Linked DNA regions of Homo sapiens: region 1 is linked to region 2. A link is an interaction called in ENCODE POLR2A ChIA-PET data of the cell type or tissue named here. Cell type or tissue: PC-3. All regions are shown on one strand. Links, peaks and the distances in the headings refer to the core of each region. The heading gives the core; the rest is flanking DNA. Region 1 overlaps NCOR2 (nuclear receptor corepressor 2). Region 2 has its middle 59 kb from the start of NCOR2.

The links. Peaks named below come from ENCODE experiments on the same cell type or tissue, not always from the same donor. Only the 100,000 strongest peaks of a DNase experiment are listed, where the experiment ranks them.
Region 1: POLR2A ChIA-PET joins it to region 2 with 7 read pairs; 6 of 35 experiments call an interaction of 5 or more read pairs at or near these places.

What each region holds. Positions count from the first base shown.
Region 1 is chr12:124,549,412-124,552,313 of GRCh38, reverse strand. All of the region lies in intron 1 of NCOR2 (nuclear receptor corepressor 2), which reads left to right. Among named protein-coding and RNA genes, the nearest start is that of NCOR2, 17 kb to the left of the region's middle. RefSeq lists enhancers at 357-651, 235-1,053 and a silencer at 837-1,131. In PC-3, for the core only: no CTCF peak of the experiment used is centred there; no DNase peak of the experiment used is centred there.
Region 2 is chr12:124,624,918-124,627,819 of GRCh38, reverse strand. No RefSeq gene overlaps it. Among named protein-coding and RNA genes, the nearest start is that of NCOR2, 59 kb to the right of the region's middle. In PC-3, for the core only: no CTCF peak of the experiment used is centred there; a DNase peak (open chromatin) is centred at 1,289.

The DNA.
Region 1 (2,902 bases), core at 221-2,720, 76 kb after region 2:
AGGGTCTTGCTCTGTTGCCCAAGCTGGAGTCCAGCTCCATTCGCAGCTCACTGCAGCCTCGACCTCCCAGGCTCAAGCAATCCTCCCATCTCAGCCTCCTGAGTAGCTGGGACTACAGGCACATGTCACCATGCTCTGCCAGTTGTTTTGATTTTTAGTAGAGATGAGGTGTCATTATGTTGCCCGGGCTGGTCTTGAACTCCTGAGCTCAGGAGATCCTCCTGCCTTGGCCTCCCAGAGTGCTGTGGTTACAGGTGTGAGCCACTGCACCCAGCCCCTTTTTACTTTTTCTTTTTTTTTAATCCCTTAAGTCCAGCTGGAGTACCTGGTCCCAATGGTTGACCAGAAAATAAATAAGTCCCCAGCATGTCTCATGACAAGCCACAGTTGATTTCTCCCGGCTGGGTCTCCCATGTGGGCTCTTGGAGCCGCGGCCTTTCCCAAGGGGCGGGTGTTCCGGATTCTCAGAACAGCAGGGCACATGCTGCTGCCTTCCAGCTTATTAAAAAGAGGAAGAAAACGGCCCGCGCCTCCTTCCCCCAGGCCTCTGGGCCTGCATGCAGAAACCTGAAGCCTGCAATTAAGTGAAACTCGATCCTTAGTGGGGAGAGGTTCTCCTGGGCTGCTGGAAGAGACTCCAGGTCCCAGACCCCGAGGAGGACCACTGGCTTGTCACAGACTATGTGGGGTCTTGGGGGCAAAGAGGCGGCCAGGGGAGAGAGGAGAGAGGGAGACCAGGCCGGCCGAGCCTTAGCCCAGGACACCAGACTCGGGGCTGTAAGCTAAGGTGGCTTTTGTTAAAAGAGAAAAAAATGACAGGTGACTTTCAAGTCACGGGAGCCCCCTTCCTGGAGGCCACCGCCTCTCACTGGGGCCTGGGCTTTTCCACGAGCCTCTGTGTATCGCTGCACGGCCTGGGAACCTGCCTTGTCTGTGGACACGTGGATCTGTGCGCGCTGCTCTCCTGTTTGCTACTGGGGGAGCCGTATGACTGCTAGTTTTGTAGGTCAAAAGTGGTCGAGTATTGACAGCTTTGTATATAATTCAGTGCAGTCGTTTTCTCGGCTAGACAAGCGGCAGACCTGAGTGGTTCCAGACACTTTGTTCTCATGCACCTTATCACATGACTCTGCCTCAGTTTCCTAATATGTAAAATGAGGACCTAAGCAGTCCTCACCTTCTAGGGTTGTTTTGAGAATTAGAAGGGTAATAGACACAGCATCCAGAACCGTGGCATTAGCTATCATTATTTTTATCTGTATGATTACAGGTTTTCACCATGTGCTGGTGCAAACCAGCTTTGATCCAGTTGGCTAATTTTAACTTCTTGTAGTATTTTGTCATGGGGATGTGACGTGAGCTTGGTGTGTTTCCTGGAGAAAGCTACTTGGTGCTTGCCATGGGAAGGGGCTGCCGGGGACTTTCTAGAGAGCACCTCTGGGTGCCTGGGTGCCGTGGCCAGTGGATTTGCCAGCTCTGGGCTTCTCCTGGTGATGCCAGGGGTGCTCCACGGGGGCTTTGCTGGGTCAGCCCTCTCTCCATTGAGGTGTGGGCCCCCCTGCCAGGTCCTAGTGGAGCCACCCAGGGCCAGGCTGGGCATGTGGTTTGGCAGCTGCTTTACATAAAAGACTGTTTTTGGTTTTTGGAAGCAGAACAAATGTGTTCTCTATAAGCTGGAAAATCAGGAAGGAAAAGCTTGCACATAAAAAATACAACCACGTTCCTACCCCCCAGAGAGAGACTGCCAGCCTCCTGGCCAATGTAGTTTCTGATGAAAAGGAACAGAGCTGTCCTCCCCCCCGTTCACCATCCTCCCCCTGCCAGTGGCTGCTGGGGGAAGGAGCTATGAGATATACAGATTGTGGAGCCCCCACTCTAGACCCAGTAGGTTAGACTCCTGAAGGATGGGGCAGGTATTTGGCAGCTGGGGTGGGGCTGTGAGTCAGTGGGACCTGGGTTCAGGTCCCGCCTCTGCCTTCCTTCCATTAGGTGGGGCAGGAAGCCTTGCCTCTCTGAGCCCTGTGACCTCGTCTTCTTGAATGTGTCCTGCAGGGAGGCCCTGCACACAGTGGGTGCCCAACTGACACTCTCATGCATTTGGTAAGAACGGCAGGGTTCTCAGCCTGGGCACTGTTCGGGTTTTGGGGGTTGGGTCACTCTCTGTTGCAGGGGCTGCTCTGGGCAACACCCCTGCTTCCATCCACCAGACCCCAGTAGCACCTCAGCCCCCTTTGCTGCCGCCAGAAATGCCTCCAGACATTGCCTGCGGTCCTCTGGGGGTCACAGTCACTCCCGCCAGACCCCTGCGATACAGGATCTTAGAGAGGGACCTCAGGAGGGGAGAAAGGTCCTGCGAAGGAGTTTTCCTCGGAGCTTGCGCCCAGCATGTAGATTTTGTTCATTCACATACTTGCCATAAGTACCTAGCGTGTACTTCCCCTAGGCAGGCGTGACACTCTGCCCATCCACCCCTGCCTTCCCAGTGGGATAGGGTGGTGACTCAAGGCCCCGTTCCTGCCGCCCTCTCTCCCTCCGTGAAACGTGATAAGGTTATCTTGAGGGGTTGCTGGTGATACGGCGAGGCGCTCTGTCACCTTCAGGCGGGCTGTTTTCTTTCTGGGCCTCGGTTTCCCCATCTGGAGAAGGGTGTTCGTAATAGCATTTACCTCCTGGGTTGCAGTGGGGAGTCAGGAGTCACTGTGGCTGTGATGATGAGCCCATGATGTGTGACCGCTTCTGTCCTGGGGCTCCCTCAGCCCGCTGTGCCCCGGCGCTGGGGCAGAAGCCCTTGGTACCTTCTCTGTGCCTGGCCTCGCGGGTGGGGGTTTCTACTGCAGGGGGCTCAGTTGCCTTCCTCCCCAGGCCCCCAAGGAGCCAGCTCAGCAGAGATCCCTAGGGGGAT
Region 2 (2,902 bases), core at 127-2,626:
ATTTTTAGTAGAGAAGGGGTTTCACTATGTTGGTCAAGCAGGTTTCGAACTCCTGACCTCGTGATCTGCCCGCCTCGGCCTCCCAAAGTGCTGGGATTACAGGTGTGAGCCACTGCGCCCGGCCGGTACGGTTCTTAAAACCTATAGAACCCTACAACTCCAAGAGTGACCCCCAATGTAAACTAGGGACTATAGTTCATAGTGCTGTGTCAATATTGATTCCTTAATTGTAACAAGTGTACCACACGAATGCAAGATATGAATAACAGGGGAAACTGTGTACCGGGTTGGGGGGGTGGGAATTGAGTGTGTGTGCATGTGGAATTCTCTATACTGTCTACTCAATTTTTCTGTAAACAAAAAACTGTATTTTAAAAAGTCTATTTATTATTTTTTAAAATACAAAAACAAAAGTAAAAACCATTCTTGGCCTGCAGGTCCTACAAACCAGGCAACAGGCCAGATCTGGCCCCGGGAGGCCTGTATTTTGCTGAGCCCTGTGCAAAGGGAAGGAAGCCAGGCCTAGAGAGTTCACAGCACAGGATTCCATCAAGAGCAAACTCCTGAAAAGACAAAGCACCCCTCACATTGTCAGGCCAATCGATTGGCTGGGAAAGCAGCTTTGGGATGAGGGAAGAGTCCTCTGTGTCGATGGGGGTGATGGCTGCATGATACAGTTTCATCAGAAGTCCCATGGCTGGGTGCGGTGGCTCATGCCTGTGATTTCAATGCCTTGGGAGCCTGAGGTGGGAGGATTGCGTTAGCCCAAAAGTTTGAGACCAGCCTGGGCAACACAGCAAGATCCCATCTCTAAAAAAAAAAAAAATTTAAATTAGCTGAGTATGGTGGTGCACATCTGCACTGCCAGCTGCTTGGGAGGCTGGGAGGCTGAGGCGGGAGGATTGCTTTAGCTGAGGCGTTCGAGGCTGCAGTGAGTTATGATGGTGTCACTGTACTCCAGCCTGGGCCACAGCGTGAGACCCTGTCTCTAAAAACATATGTACTTAAGATTTTTAAAAAAGTCTTTGAATTGTATATTTAAAATGTCTACACTTCATTAAAACATGTCACAGGCTCCCACCCAACCCCCTACCCTGCTCCCGCCGACCAATTGTCAGCTTCTGGAGGTCCTGAGGTGAGGGCTCTGCCTGTGCCTTCCAGAGGAGAACAGAGGAGAGCTGTGTGCCCATCTACTGAGTGCATGAAATGAAATGAAGCCAGCAGGGCGGGGTGGATGGAACGGGGCTGGACCAGGCTCCCCCAGAGATTTCTGAGCTGGAACTTGCTGGATGAGTCAGGCACGTCAGGAGCAGAAGAGGAAAGGGCCAGGGCAAAGGCTGGGCTGGAGGAAAGGGCTGTGGCTTTGAGGAAGCAGCTGGGTGTGCCCCGGGGTGGGAAGGTCAGCGGGGCCTGGGCCCCTGGGGGTGGGGCCGTGTGTGGTCACAGACCTATTGTATTTAGTATCCACCCTGCAGGCTGGCTCTTACCCGCTGGCTGCTCGAGGTGGTGGCCTCTGGCCCTTGGGGGGTGCCGAGGTCGGAGGGAGCAGCCTCCAAGTCCAGGAGACAGGCTTTGGGGCAACCTGACCCCAGTGAAGGACTTGTCCCCACCCATCCCAGAGGAGGAGGAGTGTGGAGGGCAGAAGTTTGCCAACCGAGGCAAGAGCGGGTTCAGAAGCTTTCTGTAAAGGAGGGCATTTGGATGACGTGTGGATTTCCTATTGCTGCTGAACAAATCACCACAAACATAGAGGCTTAAAGCAACACAATATTGTTATCTCCCCGTTCTGGAGGGCAGAAGGTCCCAGTGGAGCTTATGGAGATGAGGTCAGGGCACTGGCAGGGCTGGTTCCTTCTGGAGGGTCCAGAGGAGGCTTCATTCCTTTCCTCTTGCAACTTCTAGAGGCTGCCACACTCCTTGGCTGGTGGCGGAATTGCCCTGACCTCTGTTTCCACCATCTCTTCTTCTTCTCTTCCACCTTCTCCTACTCTAACCCTCCTGCCTCCCTCTTATAAGATCTTTGCGATGACAATGGGCCCCTTGATCATCCAAGATAATCTCCCTATCGCAAAATCCATAACTTCATCCCCTCTGCAGGAGCCCCTTCACCATGGATTGAATTGTATTTCCCACCCCAAACTCACATCCTAAAGCTCTCACGCCCCAGTATCTCACAATGGGACTGTATTCGAGGACCGAGTCTCTAAAGAGGTGATTAGGTTAAAATGGGTTCGTTAGGTTGAGCCCTAATCCAATAGGCCTGGTGTCCTTTTTTTTTTTTTGAGTCAAGGTCTCACTCCATGGCCCAGCCTGGAGTGCAGTGGCACCATCAGAACTCACTGCAGCCTTGAACTCCTGGGTTCAAGCAATCCTCCTACCTCAGCCTCCTGAATAGCTGGGGACTATAAGCACACACTACCACATCTAATTTTAAAAAAAAATTTAAAGAGATGGGATCTTGCTATGTTATCCAGGCTAGTCTTGAACTTTTGGGCTCAAGTGATCCTCCCACTTCAGCCTCCCAAAGTGCTGGGATTACAGGCATGTGCCATCATGCCCTGCTTTGATGTCCTTATAAGAAGAGGAGATTAGGGCATGGCCATACCCAGAAAAGCCCGTGTGAAGACACAGGGAGAAGACAGCCATCTGCAAGCCAAGGAGAGAGGCCTTGGAGTGAACCAACCCTGCTGACACCTTGATCTTAGACCTCTAGACTCAGAAGGCGTTTCGGTTGTTTAGCATTCCCCGCCTGCTCTAACCCCAACCCCTGTCTGCGGTGCTTTGTCACGGTGGCCCTGGCAGTGCACTGCACCGTGGATGGTAACATGTTCTCAGGTTCTGGGGAGTGGGATGTGGATATCTTTGCGGGGCTGTTAGTCTGCCTACCACAGGTGGGTTCTGT